Linked DNA regions of Homo sapiens: region 1 is linked to region 2. Evidence: read pairs that join two places in POLR2A ChIA-PET (ENCODE). Cell type or tissue: Caco-2. All regions are shown on one strand. Links, peaks and the distances in the headings refer to the core of each region. The heading gives the core; the rest is flanking DNA.

Region 1 (8,997 bases), core at 546-8,545, 73 kb after region 2:
GGTCCCAGCCAGTCAGTCATTTCCTTTGGGCTGTGATTATCACACACACACCCCCATAATATAAAGTAGGGTGGAGAAGGAAAGCCCAGGAGCAAGCAGAGACGTCTACAGCCACACATCTTTCCTCAGAGGGTGAATATAAATTCAATCTATTGGAAACACAAGATGGGCCCTTGAACAAGTCTCTGGTAAATTTAGGCTGAGCCAGTTAAAAAATCCATATCCCTCTAGTGCAGAGGTCAGCAAACTTTTTTCTGTAAAGGGCAAGACAATCAATAGCATAGGATTTGCCAGCCATACTGTCTCTGTTCCAAATATTCAACCCTGCAAGAAAGCGACCATAAGCAATACCCCCAACAAATGGGCATGATTGTGTTCCCACAAAACTTTATGAATAGGCATTGAAATTTGATTTCAACTAACTTTCACTCATGAAGAAATACCATTTTTCTTTTGATATTTTTCTGCAGCCATTTAAGTGTAATAACTGTTCTTGCCACACAAAAACAGACAGAGGTTTGTCCGCCCTGTTGTCTTAGCAAGGCTGCAGCTATTCAATCGCGTGATGCCACATTCTATAGAAGTCTACAAGGCCACGTGGCCATGATGACTGGAAACTCATTGAAAATAGGAAGATTTGTTGCATGTGCAAAATACTCCTTTTCATTCTGAACAATCTTTTCAATTTGTCGGATAGATGCTGCAGGAAGACTAGTGGTTGCCAGGACGTAAAGTTTTTAGTATTGTTATTGTTTGGGTCCAACAAATAAGAGAAGGAATGAAAGGATTTCAGCATAGCGGGGACAGGGCAAGAGCAGTGACCCCTCGCGATAACAATCGAGACAAGGTGCTGGGGCAGGCAGGGCCCCGCTCCTGCTCCCCCAGCACCTGCGTGAGCCGCCAACGGAGCGCGCAGAACTCCCTGGGCGCAGCCTCCCGCCTCGCCTTCCAGGATGAGCTCGATACAAAAGCAGCGCTGCGCTGCACGGGCTTTTGTATTCCTGTGAATAAGGCAAGCTTGCTGAGCCGCACACGCTGCAGATAACGCATCAATTCCAGGAAATGTTATCGCCAAACACTGCCTGCGTCATGAGCCATCCGTAAGGCCAGCTGCTCCGGAGTGGAATTTTCCAGCTGTTGGAGTTCTCGGCAGTGCCCAGTGCTGCTCAACTCTTTGGAGACCCAAATTGGATTTCTCTTTTTTTCCCCTAACTTTAGGGATCAACTTGGGTAGTAATTTAGGCATTTTCTTCAAGGACTTAGGAAGTGAACTGATTGTTGATGCAATTTCTGTACATTCTCTTCCCTGCCTCCTCCCCACATGCCTATTATCTCACACACATAACAGGCCTGAGCCATTTCAGTTCAATTCACTTAATATTTACTGACAGTCCCTTCTATGTGTTCTGTGCTGAGCTACTTCCTAGTTGCTGGGGACAGGGCATTAACCCAGAGAAAGCTGGTTTGGACTAGTTGTCCAGCAGGAAAAATTGACATTTAATTAGTAATGCAAGTATGATAAACATTACAGTGAAAGATAGATCAAATGCTATGAATAAAACTAGAAGAGGAATTTAACTTACTCCCAGATGTAGAGAAGTCCTTCCTAGGGAAGGGACCCAAAGTTGGTAGCTATGTGAAGAGGAAGAGAGAGATTTCCAGAAGAGGGAATAAAGTGTGTGAAGAACCCTGAGATAAGAGTGTGATTGGGCTGGCACAGTGGCTCACGCCTGTCATCCCAATATTTGGGAGGCCGAGGTGGGAAGACTGTTTAAAACCAGCAGTTAGAGACTACCCTGGGCAACACAGCAAGACCCCATCTCTACAAAAATATTTTTAAAATTAGTCGGGAGTGGTGGCACTACCTGTAGTCCCAGCTACTCGGGAGGCTGGGGTGGGAGGATCACTTTAGCCCAGGACTTCAAGGCTGCAGTGAGCTATGACCCTGCCACTGCACTCCAGCCTGGGCAACAGAGCAAGACTCTGTCTCCAAAAAATAAAATAAAATAAGAGTGTGGTGGCTTCACAGAAGGGAACTACCGTGCTCCAAAAAGTTGGAAGGAAGAGAGCAAGGGCTGGAACTCTCCTTGTTCACCTCAGCTCCTAGCACAGGGAAGGCCCTGTGTTCAGTGTTCAGTGACTCTGAGGAGGAATAGCCAGAGGTGACCTTTCCCTTTTTTCTACCTTCTGTATACAACTACCTTCTATAAGCAACTTACTGCAGGACCCCTTACATGGGGCTCCATTATTTGTCTATAGTCTATTTCCCCCTCCAAATCAGAAGGCTGATCCTATTTGTTTTGTATTCCTGGTGCCCAACAAATTTGAAAGGTTCAGTAGTCAAAGAAGATAAAAGACATAAAGAATGAAAAAAGGAAAGATAAGAGGAGGGGGAGAAAGGAAGAAGGAAGTCAAAACAAACTAGAAGGAAAGGACTTCGATGAATTAACACAATCATTATTGTGGTAGATTAATTTCTTCCCTTTGCAACCAGAAAGTTTACAAATATATGATAATCTGGACATGGAAAGAAGAGAAGCCAATCTATTCTCCACCCTGTGATTTTTATGTTTGTTTGTTGGTTGGTTGGTTGGTTTTATTTTTTTAAGTACCAGATTGTATTGCTGCACTAATGCTGCATGACAAACCACCTCCAAATTATTAACCTTTATTTCTTGCTCACAGGTCATCTGTCCACTGCAACACAGCTGGGCTCAGCTGAACTCTGGGACCCAGGCTTCAGTCTGAGGGTTGGATTCAGATTTTCTCCACATTTCCACATTCTCCTCACATCAAGCCAGTGCCCAGCACCTCCTTTGCTCATGGGAGCTCACAAGAGTGTAAGAGCCAAGCCAAATTGAGCAGATACATTTAAGGCCTGTTTTCACACACATTCTATTGGCTGACCAAATCAGTGAGACAAGAAAGTATCCTCTACTCCCATGGTTTCCAAAGTGTGGGCCCTGTGGCCAAAATTTTTCTCATAATTGTATTAAAGTGTATATTTGCTTACCCTCAGTCTCCCATGAGTATACAGTGGCATTTTGGTGTAGTATCAAAGAAGGATTTAAAATACTCTCTTTTTTTTTCCAACTACTTACCAGTGTGAGATCAGGTTTTCTTCATAAACTTAAGCAGAAAATAATATATCACAACAGACTGAATGTAGAGAGAGATCTTAGAATTCAGTTGATTTCTGTTAAGCTAAACACTAAGGAGATTTGAAAATATAAAACAGTGTTATTCTTCTCATTATTTTTTATTTTGAAAAATATTTTTATTTTTCTAAAAAAATTTACGTTAACATGTAATTATTATTTGTCAATGAATCTCAGTGAATGCATACTTTTAAATTTTTTCAGTTTTAATTTCTATTACATTTAGATTTGTATATAATACATTAATACACACATATATATTATATATATATATATAATTTTTAAAGAGTAAAAGATACCCTAAGGCCAAAATATTTGAGAACTGCTGCTGTGCCTTAGAGAAGGGGATTGAAGAGCAAATAGTTGCTAGATAATAACTCAATCAATAATAAAGATACAGTGCCAAGAGCTTTATGTATCTAACGATATGGGAACAACCTTATTCACTAAATATTTATGGAAGCTGGAAAAGCAAATCAGTCTTGTGGAGGTATTCAGAAGTTGAAGCTACTGTGTTTTGGGTGTGGTTTGTTACATAACAAAGCCAAATTGACCAGGGATCAGGGCCAGCAAAATCATAGACAGCCACTGCTCTGAGATCAGATCTACTTCCTTAACCTTACAATCCTTAATCAAACTGCGAAGATCGAAATATGCTCAGCCAGTTCACATTGACCTCCTTGGCCACTCACTAGATGCTATTCAGGGGGCCAGAAAGTTCTTGACTGGTACTTCAGTAACCAAGCTTCAAACTAGTAGGGTCTGGGAGATTTTTCAAGCGGAGTCTTCCTCTTAGAGTGTTTGTGGTTCCTCTGCTGGGCCCCCCTTATGGCCACTCCTATGAAGTAGGTAATTCCTTCCTTCCTCCTGTGGCTGCTGCCCCACAAACCCCTGGTTTTCAGGAGTCCACTCCACTCTGATTCTGCCTTTCAGAATCCTATCTTGGCCTGGCCAGGTGGTCCTCTTAGGTAGCAGTCAAAGGAGCTCCAGGATCATTCTCCTGTATGGCTCTATGTCTGAAACACTTATGTATAGGTATGCTTAAAAACTCTGGAAATAGAAACTGATATGAGTACAACAAGAGATCCCCTTCTCTCAGCCTTTCTTACCCTCTAGATCCATAATGTTCAATAGAAACAGAATGCAAGCCACAAATACAAGCAACAAATGCAAGCCACAAATGTGAGCTACATGGTTAGTTTTACATTTTCTAGTACCCACATTAAAAAAGTAAAAAACAAACAAGTAAAATTAATTTTAATGATGCATTTTTAACCCAAGATATCTAAAATTTATCATTTAAATGTGTAACCAATATAAAAATTAATATGAGATATTATACATTCTTTTTGATGCTTAAAACTGACCCCACCACCACCCCACACCAGGTCAACTACAGAAAGCACATATTGAATTTTTGAAGAAATCTGGTGGAAGTCCTCCCCATTTCCACTGGTACCATCTTTGTACCTTGGTTGCAGTCACATAACTCATTCTAGGTCTGTCTCACAGTTCACGCTGACATTTCAAATCTGTCTGCTTGCCTCAGTTAAAACTTCTAATCTATCATCCTGCAGAAAGAGAAATATAGAAGGGATACTGAGAACCAATGTTGATTTTTGAGGGTGGAAAATAGTGCATCTTATTTATGCTGAAGGGAAATAGCCAATAGAGAGGAGGGTTGATGAGTCAGGCCAGAAGTTTATTAATGGATGGAGCATGAGCCTGTAAAAGGCAAGAGAGGAGAGGACCAAGGGTACAGGTGAAGGGACTGGCCTTCAGCAGGAGAAAATGGAAGAGGTGAGATGTGACTTCCTTCCTCACAAAAGGGAGAGATTGAGGATGAGGTTTTCTAGGAAGATGAGGTGTACATTCATAAAGCTCCATTCTCTCTGTGATATTTATTATCAGAGAGAGAGGGAGAAGGTGGGTAAGAAGAGGACCTCAGGAAAGAAGTGTCAAGCTGAAAGAGCTGCCCTGGGAACAGGAGCAAACACTGATGAGAGATTAAAAAAAAAAAAAAAACATGCAGTGTGTGCCAAGCAGAGCCGAGTTCCCGGCTGAAGATGGAGACCAGGAGTGTGTTGGAGTCCCCATCTGTATCATGATGTGGCTTTTCTCCAAAGGGCTCTGCTGCCAGAATATAAGAGCAGAAAAAGCTGATGATTTGTTGAATGCCTGCAGAGCAAGTCAAGGAGTCAAAAGAGTAGCAGGTGCTAACAGACAGGGATCAAATTGATGACTCCTGGAATGTAGTGAAGTAGAGAGGGAGGTGGGATATGTAGAGCAGTACAAGGCAAGTCGAATCTTTCAGGAATATGAGCCAAGTCTCAGAGCCACTTCATCTCTTATTTACAGAAATCAATAAATCCACACATTATATGTTACTTTGTTTGTTACAGAGAATACAAATAACATTGTTTTTGACCCATCAAGGAGCTTACAGCCTAGCTGGGGAAACAAGATTAATGCATAAATCAATGCGTGTTGCACAAAAACGTACTTACATTTTATGGCAAAAATTTCAAGTATTTTAGAAACAAAATGTGAGCTAGGGCTTGGTAACTTGGAAAGTAGATACTTCTACCCTAATGCAGCATCCAGGACTGGCTGCCTGATTTCCTTCTCTGAAGAAAGAACTCTTACCCAGAATGATCACCAGATAGCAAGATCCTCACTGGCGGATAGGATAGGGTATTTGCCATTCTATCTTCAGTATCTGGCATAGACATGTAAGGAATTGTGTCTAAAGGTCTGAATGAGTTAATAAATGAATGAATCTCTAAGAACTGTGAAACCAAGAGAAGGAATCATGGGAGATTAGCTCAAAAGAGGAAGGGTTGCATGGGCAAGCTAAGTTGAGCCTGAGTAAACACCTGAGACTGCAGCTGTTTCACCACCTGCTTCCCAGTAGGAATGGGTAGGTTGGCTCCATTTAGAAGGCCAGGAGTGGAAAAGACAACAGAGTGGTTCCATGAAAAAGGTGGTTGAAGAGCAAGAAAACACAAACATGGGTGGGGCACGGTGGCTCCTGTCTGTAATCCCAGCTATTTGGGAGGCCAAGGTGAGGAGAGATGCTTAAGCCCAGGAGTTCAGGACCACCCTGTGCACTATGGTGAAAACCCCTCTCTGCAAAAAGTACAAAAATTAGCCAGGCATAGTGGTGCATGCCTATGATTCCAGCTACTCAGGAGGCTGAGGTGGGAGAATCGCTTCAGCCCTGGAGGTTGAGGCTGCAGTGAGCCATGATAGCACCACTGCACCAGCCTGGTGACAGAATGAGACTGTCTCAAAGAAAAAAAAAGAAAAAGAAAAAGAATGAATGTAGACCCCACTGTGTGCTTAGCCCTGTACTGAGTACTTGAGTACTCTGGCAATATACAGGAAACAAAAAGGTAGTTTCCAATTGTTTAGTTTATGATCTAGTTTAACAGATATGAGGTGCATAAACCTGTAAGGCTAGCAGAGAATATGCAAAACAAGATATGGTATGCTAGAGCTGACTATGTCTTTCACAGTTAGAATTACATGACAATTAAACTCTGTGTGTGTGTGTGTGTGTGCACTTAAACATCAGCTAAAGAAGATAATGGTTTGTTCTGAAGCTGATCTTAGCTGTATCTGCACAGTATATATCATTCGATCAATATAATCATTTCCATCATCAAAATCTCCTGAAGAGCTTTTTCAAAATCACAAGCAGGGACCCTCCATGGATTCTGATTCAGTAAGTCTGGTATAAGACAAAATAACCTCTTTGTTTTCATAATCTCCAAGGGTGATTCAGATGTTCATGTAATGGGGAGAACCAGTTATTTAAACAATTTGGATATGGGGAGATTAGCAATGAATAAGGAGAAAATGACTCTTTTATAGCCAGATGAACTGTTTCAATAGAGCCAGCGATCATGCAAATTATGAAATGAAACATCGAACAAAAAAAGTGAGCCTTGCTTTATGAAAATATACCCCTGAATGAAAATAGAGCTTTAAGGATTGTGTACATTGATAATCACTATGTAAAAGTAAAACGCATTGATAGAGATCCTAGAAAAATATTTAACTACTTTTTTATTTTATATTTTTTGTCTTCAAAAATATTAAGTCTACATCTAAGATTTTAACTATTGATATGGTTTGGCTGTGTTCCCACCCAAATCTCTTCTCGAATTGTAGCTTCCATAATCCCCATGTGTCCTGGGAGGGACATGCAAATTACCTGGTGGGAGGTAATTGAATCATGCGGGCAGGTTTTCCCATGCTGTTCTCGTGTTAGTGAATAAACCTCTTAAGATCTGATGGTTTTATAAAGGGCAGGTCCCCTGCACACGCTTTCTTAACTGCTGCCATGTAAGATGTGCCTTTGCTCCTCCTTTGCCTTCTGCCATGATTATGTGGCCTCCCCAGCCATGTGGAACTGTGAGTCCATTAAACTTCTTTTTCTTTATAAATTACCCAGTCTTGGGTATTTCTTTATAGCAGTATGGAAATGGACTAAGACTAATACAGTAAATCGGTACCAGGACTTGGTGCTCTGCGTCTCAGCGGTGGCTAAGAGGGGCCAATGTACAGCTCAGGCTGTTGCTTCAGAGGATGTAAGCCCCAAACCTTGGTGGTTTCCACATGGTGTTAGGCCTGAAGATGCAGAGAAGTCAAGAATTAAGGTTTGGGAACCTCTGCCTAGATTTCAGAGGATGTATGGAAATGCCTGGATGTGCAGGCAGAGGTGTGCTGCAGGGGCAGAGCCTTTATGGAGAACTTCTGCTAGGGCAGTGCAGAAGGGAAATGTGGGGTGGAAACCCTCACACAGAGTCCCTACTGGGACACTGCCTAGTGGAGCTGTGAGAAGAGGGCCATCATCCTCCAGACCCCAGAATAGTAGATCCATCGACAGTTTGCACTGTGCACCTGGAAAAGCCAAAGACACTCAATGCCAGCCCATGAAAGCAGCCAGGAGGGGGTCTGTACCTTGCAAAGCCATAGGGGCAGAGCTGCCTAAGACCATGGGAACCCAACTCTTGCATCAGTGTGGCCTGAAAGTGAGACATGGGGTCAAAGGAGATCATTTTGGAGCTTTAAGATTTAACTGCCTCGCTGGATTTGCACGGGGCCTGTAGCGCCTTTGTTTTGACCAATATCTCCCATTTGGAATCACTGTATTTACCCAATGACTGTACCTCGATTGTCTAGAAAGTAACTAACTTGCTTTTGATTTTATAGGTTCGTAAGTGGAAGGGACTTGCCTTGTCTCAGATCAGACTTTGAACTATGGACTTTTGAGTTAATGCTAAAATGAGTTAAGGCTTTGGGGAACTGTTGGAAGGGCATGATTGTGTTTTGAAATATGAGGACATAGGATTTTGGAGGGGCCATAGGGGAAAGATATGGTTTGGCTGTGTCCCCACCCAAATCTTATCTTGAATTGTAGCTCCCATAATCCCCAAGTGTCCTGGGAGGGACCCAGTGGGAGATAATTGAATCATAGGGATGGGATCTCCCACGCTATTCTTGTGCTAGTGAATAAGTCTCATGAGATCTGATGGTTTTATAAAGGCCAGTTCCCCCACACACACTCTCTTGCCTGCCACCAGGTAAGACATGCCTTTGCTCCTCGTTCATTTTCCACCATGATTGTGAGGCCTCCCCAACCATTTGGAACTGGGAGTTCATTAAACCTCTTTTTCTTTATTAATTACTCACTCTCAGGAATGAAAATAGGCTAATACAACTATATATGAGACTTTTTTAAAAAGTAAAATGTAACACTTTGTGTTATGCATTATAGTTTTTTTTTTCTTTTTTTTTCTTTTTTTTTTTTTTTTTTAACAGAGTCTGTCTG
Region 2 (8,997 bases), core at 656-8,655:
ACTAATAATATGATTTTCCATATAGATAACATTTATTGAAGGCTCACTATTTGATAGGTGCACTACCAACTACTTTATAGTCACTGTTGCTTTTAAATTGCACAATAGCACTGTTCTCATGCCCTTTTTAAATATAGGAAAGCGTCACAGAGAAGTAAAGTTATTGGCTAAAGGTGAGGGTCTCATCTTAATAAGTGGTAGAGTTGGAGATTGAACCCATGTCTATCTAACTATTTTACAAAGTGTATGCTGTTAAGTGTACTTATTCAATAACTTTATCCACAGACATCTATCGAGACCTCTGAAGTGCTGGATGGAGTTCAAGCTTCCAGAGATACAGGAGTAAGAAAGGCAAAACTTCTGGCCTTCTGAAACATTCTGTTGAGAGCAGATGGAAAATCAGTCCATGAACTAATGAGCAAGATCACTGCAGATGGTGATACGTGGTATAAAGAAAGAAAGAAAAAAAAATGAGACAAGGAAGCAGAGGTAGGGGAGGACAACAATTACTGTGTATAGTTTCGAAGACCTCACTGAGGAGGTGACATGGGGACTAGATTTTGAAAGACAAGAAGTTGCATGTCATGAGGGGCCTGGAGGCAAAGTCTTCTGAAAAGGCTTGCCCAAGAGACCTGCTGGGAGGTCAAAGGGACTGACAGTCTAGGGTCGCAGGAGCACAGAGCAGGAAGGGATACTTGATAGGGGCTGAGGTTAGAGACAAGCAGAAGGGGACCTCATGACAATTTGGAAAAGTAAAAATCATGAACATAGAAACCCACCAGACTCATTCAAACACTGCCAACAGTTTCATAATAAAAAGTACTTATGGCTGGGCATGGTGGCTCACCCCTGTAATCCCAGCACTTTGGGAGGCCGAGGCAGGTGGATCACCTGAGGTCAGGAGTTTGAGACCAGCCTGCCCAACTTGGAAAAACCCCATCTCTACTGAAAATACAAAAAATTAGCTGGGCATGGTAGCAGGCGCCTGGAATCCCAGCTACTCAGGAGGCTGAGGCAGGAGAATCACTTGAACCTGTGGGGCGGAGGTTGCAGTGAGCAGCATGGGCAACAAGAGCAAACCTCTGTCTTAAAAAAAAAAAAAAAGAAAAGAAAAAAAAGTGCTTATTTCAGACACCTTATAAGGGAAAGATCTCACCTGGATGCCAATATAGCATGATTATTACTCTTCATGTTTAGATAGGAAAACATTCCATTTTCATTGTTGCAAATTAGTTTTGGTTTGAGGTATTAGATGTGTGGGGGTTATTAAAAATGTAAAGTAAGCATCTTCTGGCTTTAATTTACAAACTCATTGAATGGACTTTTAATATTTGTATTATATATAACACAAGTGCTGATGCATCATTATTTTTTCAAGTCCTTTTAATGAAAAGACCAAAAGGAGCACACAATTTCACATTGTTTGATTTGATCATTGTAATTCCCAAGCATACAATAAAAGTATTCACTGGACCTTAAAAAGAACTCACCCTTAAAAAATGTACAATTCCGTGGTTTTTAGTATTTTCATGAATTGTGCAACCATCACCACTGTCTAATCCCAAAACCTTGTCATTATACCAAAATGAAACCTTGTGCCCATTAGCAGTCATTCCATATTCTCTCCTAACCTCAATTCCTGGCAACTATTCATGTATTTTCTGTTTCTACAAATTTGCCTTTTCAGGACATTTCACATGGGTGGACTCCTACAATACATAGCCTTTTGTGTCTGGCTAGTCAAGCCAAGAACTGCAGGAAAGAGCATTCCAGGCAGAGGGAACAGCTAGTGAAAATACCTCAACCCATAATCGCAAGGATGATGAAAGGAGCTGAAATCCAAAAAATGGAGAGCACCAAAGCAAAACCAAACCATGTCAATTATGATAATGGGTATCTGTGGTGGTCATTGAGACCGTCCACAATTTTTTAGTTCTCTCTTTCAGTGAAATGTGACATGATAGCTGTCTGTACCCAGCTGAATGCAAGTGAGGTCATGTTACTTGCTTCGACCAATCAAAGTTGAGATACCAAAGAAATGAGTCACTTCCAGGCAGAAGCTTTCAAATAGCCAGCATGGAATTCACCTCATCTATTTGCTTTGCCTCAGTGATCACAGCAGTACAGGCCAAAATGGAGCCTCCATCAGTCGAGGTCCCTTAGTGTCAATGATGACCAGAGCCCCCAAGTAGACCCACAATTGATGTGCAGCATAAGAGAAAGATAAACGTTTTTAAAGAACTTAACTTCTCCTGACTGATGAGTTATATTTTATTCTTAGTTCTCTAAAAAGACATTGGGGGAATTTAATTAAAGGCATGATATGATATAACTAATGTCTCTAAATATGTGTAAATAAATTGAAAGGGTAAAGAATAGAAGCAGAGGGACAGAGAGAGCTGTTAGAAGAGTTGTCACAGGGGTCCAGGTGAGAGTTGATAGTGACTTTGACTATAGGGGTGTATTTAGAAATGCACAGAAATCATAAGAACTTGCGAGGGAATGAATGTTGGGTGTATAAAAAAGAGAAACAGCCAGTCACTATCACCATGTCCATAATAGCACTACTACCGTCACCGAGTTGTAGGGAGGATAAACTAAGCCTACTTGTGAGAGAGCCTAACACATCATACTATTATGCTTCAGGAAAGGTTAGTTTTCATCCTCCCCTCTCTACCTCCACCACCATCACTGCCTCTTTGTCCCAGTGCTGAAATCAACAATAACATTTTCTTCTTCAAATGTTACCATTGTCTCTTCACTTGGTGGGGACCAGAGAAGAACCTGAGCCACTAATCAGAAAGCTTTGTTCACCACATATTTTACCCAGGGCTGGCTTACAAATATATTCATGTTCACCTCTCCTCCAACAGTGAGTTATGCCTATAGCTAACAATAAATGATGCCTTGTTCACAGCGAAGCAGCTAAACAGGGAATAAAAATCAAATAAGATTGCTCCACGATACTACTGAGGCAACTCCCTTACTTATAATTGTTCTTGACAACCAAAAATGTGTGGAAAGAGATGTTTGGGTTATATTGTTTCCAGTAGGTTTGTGATCACTTAAGTTCGATGAAAGAATTAGATATCCCTTCTCTTTATAATAACCTCAAATATTTATTTAGGAGAATAAGCAATTTTTCCTGTAAAAATTTAGGAGAATAAGCAATTTTTCCTGTCCAGTTTTCCATAATTTTCTACTGCAGCAACAAGGCAAAAAATCTTATCATTGTTTTATCCATGAAATATCCAGTGTTTTAGAGAAGGCTTAAGGAAAAAAGATTATAATTGTGGACTCTAGGCATCAAGCTCTAACTGGATGGCAGTGAGCAAGGAAAATATTTCTTGCAAAAAATATTTCTAGGTTCAATGTCTTCCTGATAAGACCATATTATTTCTGGAAGCATTTTTTACAGGTTGATGCTTAATAGTATGAATTTATTTTAACACATTGTATGCATTAGAAGAGAGAAGAACGCTTCACAGTTGCAGTAAGGCTAGGCAGCCTGGGCAGAATAAATATAGCAGGGTTGAGTGTTTGCACAGAGAAAGGGTAGAAGAAAGGGCTCTTCAACATCCTTCAGCACTGCCTCCCTGAGAGGCATACAACTGTTCTCATGCCCATGCCATCATGAAATCACTCAAGCTTTTAAATGCTCAGATACCAAACAAGAGTAAGAAAAGAAACGAATCAATCTCTGAAGGAAGAAAAAGCCCTGGGTGGGATTCAACTGAACATTTATCAAAAGAGACTGAGAAAATCTAAAATAGGTCATTAGAATTGCCCCTTTTGCTAACAGTGGGAAAGGAACTAATGAACAAGATATAGGCATTTGTGGGCAGCAAGAAAAAGCAAAACTTCTTTTGCATCTTTGCACTGTAGAGTAATTCTTCCCTCCGAGAGGTGTCCATATACATCTTTAGATCCCCAGAAGATGTGAGTATGTTACATGGCAAAGAGGAATTACCATTGTAGATGGAATTAAACTTGCTAATCAACTAGCCTTAGAGAGATTACCTTGTATTATCCAGGTGGGCTCAATGTAATTGCAAGGGTTCTTACCAGTAGAAGAGCCAGTAGAATGAAGAAACGATGGCTTACGCTGTTTAATTTGCCCAAGGACACACAGCTAATGAGTGGCAAAGACAGAACTTTCTGTGTCAACCTGGGATCTCTCTGCTGTGACTCCACTCCAGCTCTCAAATGGAACCTGGGATTTTCTTGCAGTCTTTCTTCTTTGAATATGCTTTCTTTTAAATTCTGTACCCAAAGCTATGTATAATTGTTCTAGCAGATGCCCTAGTAGTGTTTTATAAAATGTGCAATAGAGATTCTTCTTCCAAATAAATATCAAAACAAGAATATCTAGGTTAAATGAAGCAGAGGGAGAGATGAAAACTGCCTGCAGAAGTTGCCACCTATACCTGGAGACACCATGCAGGGCACAGGGCATTTTGTTTTCCATCTGAGAATGTGGATCCTGTCTGCTAAAACAAACTCAAGATATTCTTCTGCTAAGAGATCCAAGCTGATTATGAATACAATGCATGGCAACATCTGTGGTTTGCACATTGTTGAACTAAAAAGGCTCTAATGTGTTGGAGCAGAGGCCAAGCAACCAGTATCCATGGCAACTCCGTGTTTAGTTTCAACCGACAGTCATGGAGAGTATTCAATCACATTCTTATATTTGTCTAAATGGCACCCAATAAATACTTCCCATAGCCAAGATTTTTGTCTTAGCTTGGAAACAAAGGAAAAGAAAATGAGACCTTTGGAGTGGAGGAGGAGAACAGAGGAAGAATTCGCCCTCTGAAAAATCTAACTTCAGGAAAGCTAAAACTAATGTTTCACTCATCAAGCAACAAAGAATTAAGGAAATTGTAATAGGTATGAATTTAGGAATGAGTGGGGGGCAGGAGGAAAAACAGGAATCAAATTTCCTAGTCTAATTTTACCTTTAGAAATTGATTTTCAAAAAGCCATGAAATGTGCTTGTGTTTACAAACAGTCCACTATTGTTTATTGCGTCCATTCAGACATTGTGCTGGACACTTTACACATATCATCTCTAATCTTCACCAAAAACAAACAAAAACACCTACAAGAAAGCTATCATTATCTAATTTCACACTTAAGGAAATTACAGGGAAGAAAATTTCAATAGTTTATGCCCCATTACAGATTTTGCCTGTGAAAGATTTGAATTTAGCCTATCTGATTTAAAAGCCCCCACCTTTTTTCAATGTTTCACATTCTGCAGGGACTAAGCAATATGGATTAAAAAGAAAAAAAAACCCTATCCTTGTTAGAATGAATGCTTGAATAATAAGATATTATTCTGGCAAATGAATTTTAAGTTCAACTCGGAAATTGTGTATTATTGCAATGTCTTGTCAAAAATTAAACAGGACTAGGCATGGTGGCTTATGCCTGTAATCCCAGCACTTTGGGAAGCAGAGGCGGGCAGACTGATTGAGCTCAGGGGTTCGAAATCAGCCTGTGAAACATGGCAAAACCCCGTCTCTACAAAAAAACACAAAAATATATATATAAATATATATTAGCCTGACATGGTGGTGCATGCCTGTAGTCCCAGATACTAGGGAGGCTGAAGTGGGAGGATAGCTTGAGCCTGGGAGGCAGAGGTTACAGTGAGCCAAGATTGCACCACTACCCTCCAGCCTGTGCAACAGAGACAGATCCGGCCTCAAACAAAAAACAAAAAACAAACAAACAAAAATTAAACAGCTCCATCTTCAACTGGTAAATAATGAAATGTGTAAATGTTCTTCATTTGCATGTGATTTGCATATATCATTCTAGGTCAATGAAGAGTAGAGACTGGGAGGTGAGATCTGGCCAGCTGGATGCTGAGAACATGAGGATGTGAGTACCCAAAGAGTTCTGGATAGAGACCTGACCAGAAAATTGGACTTGAGATGCTGCCTTTCCACATGTAAGCAATGAAAAACAAACTTCCCCTCACCTTTTGGAACTCACTGGCATCCCTAAATTGAATGACTGATTTGTCTCTCATGTCAGTTACACCATCTGGAATGCTTGCAACTTTCAGTATGATACCAAGTGTAATTCCAGAACAGTGGACCCTGCATGAAGATGAAATGAAAGCATAAACAGCCAACTCTGGGATAGAATATTAATTACTTCAGTAAAATTGAATAAGAAAGCAAACAGCTTTATTGGGATATAATTAATAACAACAAACTGCATATGTTTAAAGTATACAACTTGATAAGTATTGATATCAGTATACATCTGTGAAATGATCACCACAATCAGGATAATAATGAACATGTCTATTCCCCCAAAATTAGTTTTCTCATACCTCTTTGAAGTGACTTGCTCTGATCCTTCCCTGCCCACCTACTACCATCCCCAGGCAACCACTGATTTTCTTTCCATCACCATAAATTAATTTACATTTTGTAGAATAGAAGGTATACTTTTAAATTCTCCTGACACCAAGTTGCAACCACAGAAACCAAATAAAAAGTCACCATAGCTACCTACTCTTCCAAACAGAACTAATTCCAAGCCCTCTCAATATTTAACAAGTATTTTGAACCTTTTCTCTTATCAGCTCCTCTCTGCCTTGGCCATGTGTGGCTTTTGGTGACTTCATTTTAGACAAGCTACAAAGGCCTGGTCTCCACTGGGGCATCACTTCTCGTTATTCTCTCTCAACCTGATGACCATCTCCATGCCTGCCACAGATAGGGTCCCAGCCATGCCCCCTGGACACTGTTTGTCCAGAAACAAGACTGAACAGTAATAGATAGTAGCTTTTTAGTGAGAAGCCTGGCCCAGATATTCTGGGCACTGATGGCTCCATTGTGTGGCACCAATATCCAGAGGATCTGGGAAGCACAGGAGCTAATTTCCTCACATGCAATTCACACAGCAGCTCTACACAGTACTTAACCAAGCTGGATCCATCTTCTCAACCAAGGTAGCCGGAACACCTTCTTTTGCAGAAATGTGTTCATAATGTATGTCCAAGTAGCTCAAGTTGGAATTTGGTTGGTTGGTTGTTTGTTTCTCTTAAATAGCTAATTATCTTTTTAAAAGATTCTAGAACAAAAAAAGATATTTTCTATTTACCCACATATTTGCCATTTCTGGCACTCTTTATTCCTTCCTGTAGATACAGACTTCAATTTGTATTCATTCTTCTTCTGCCTGAGGAATTTCTTTAACATTTCTTATAGTGCAGATCTGCTGGTGATAAATTATTTCTCAGGTTTTGAGGTTCAGAAAATAGTCATTATTTTGCCTTCATTTTTCAAGATGCTATCACTAAGCATAGAATTCTAGTTGACAGTTTTTTCTTTCAGCACTGCATGATTTCTGACAAGAAGTGTTCTGTCATTCCTATCTTTGTCCTTCTGGGTGTAATATGTCATCTTTTCTTATCTGCCTTTAAGATTCTTCTCTTTCTTGATGATTTTCTGCAGTTTCATTTTGATATAACTTGGTGTGGTTCTTAGTATATTTTTTCTGCTTGGGGTTTTTTGAGCTTCTTGGATCTATGGGTTTATAGTTTTAATCAAATTTGGAAAACGTTTTGCTATTTCTGCAAATATTTTTTCTGACCTCCTTTTCTTCTGAGACTCCAATTACATGTACGTTAATTTGCCTGATATTTTTCCACAGCTCACTGTGGGACAGCTTTTTTCCCCATTTTTCTCATTCTGCTTCAATTTAGGTAGTTTCTATTTTCATGTCTTCAAATTCACTGATATTTTCTTCTGTAATATCTAATCTGCTGTTTGTCCCATCTAGTGAGTATTTCATTATAGATATATTTTTGATCTCTAAAAGTTCCATTTGTGTCTATTTTCTCTCTTTTACTCCTCACCATATTCAAGCTTTCAAAAATTTTATATTATTGAACATATTTAGAAGATTTATAATGGCTGTTGTCTACTAATTTCATCATCCCCTGATTTGGGGGATATGTTCTATTGATTGATTTACTTTTTCCTGGCTATTGGTCATATATTTACGTTTCTTTATACCTAGTAATTTTTAATTGGATGCTAGACATTGTGACTTACATCGTTGAGTTCTGGGTTTTTTTTTTAATTACTATTCCTTTAAACACTGCTGAATTTTCTTTTGGTCTTTGTATTAGTTTTCTATTGGTGCTATATCAAATCACCACAAATTTTATGGTTAAAACAATAAAATGTTATTATTTCATGGTCCTGGAGGTCAAAGTTCAAAATAAGTCTTACAAGGCTAAAGTCAAGATGTCAGCAAGCCTGGTTCCTTCTGGAGAAACCAGATGAGAGTTCATTCCTTACCTCTTCTAGCCTCTGATGGCTGCCAGAATTCCTTGGCTTGTGGCCACATCAGTACAATCTCTACTTCATCAGTATGTTGCCTTCTCCTCTTCTACAGTAAAATATTCCTCTTAGGCATCACCCAAATAATCCAGAATAATTTTCCTATCTCACATTCCTTTACATAATCACATCTTCAAAGTCTCTTTTTTAACATAAAGTAATATTCAGTTTCTAAAGATCAGGACATGGATACATTTGGGAGCCTTTATTCAACCTACCACAGCACCCAACCTAAGTAACTTGAAGAGGAAATTTAATCATACAATACTTGCCTTTAAGTTTTGTTATGTCAGGTCCAGACCAGCCTTTATTCTGGGGCTAACTTAACTACACTATTAAGGTATGACCTTTCTGAAGACTCTACCACATGCCCTAGAATAATAAGTTATGACTTGTGGAAATACAAATTACTCTCAACCCCGTATGACTTTCAGAAATTTTTCAGCCAATCAGTTTCCAGTGGTTCATTTTTTTTTTTCCTCAGGCATTTTCCTCCCACACATGCACATATTAGTACTCAGTCAAACTAGAGGAGCCACTTTGTAGGTCTCAGGTTCTCTCTCTCTTTCTCTCTACACCCTACCCTCCCTCCCTCCTCTCCAGTACTCTGCCCCTCAAATTC

The links. ChIA-PET counts read pairs that join two places held together with the same protein. Peaks named below come from ENCODE experiments on the same cell type or tissue, not always from the same donor. Only the 100,000 strongest peaks of a DNase experiment are listed, where the experiment ranks them.
Region 1: POLR2A ChIA-PET joins it to region 2 with 6 read pairs; 2 of 35 experiments call an interaction of 5 or more read pairs at or near these places.

What each region holds. Positions count from the first base shown.
Region 1 is chr4:18,311,229-18,320,225 of GRCh38, reverse strand. No RefSeq gene overlaps it. Among named protein-coding and RNA genes, the nearest start is that of LCORL, 290 kb to the right of the region's middle. In Caco-2, for the core only: no CTCF peak of the experiment used is centred there; no DNase peak of the experiment used is centred there.
Region 2 is chr4:18,383,874-18,392,870 of GRCh38, reverse strand. No RefSeq gene overlaps it. Among named protein-coding and RNA genes, the nearest start is that of LCORL, 370 kb to the right of the region's middle. In Caco-2, for the core only: no CTCF peak of the experiment used is centred there; a DNase peak (open chromatin) is centred at 4,622.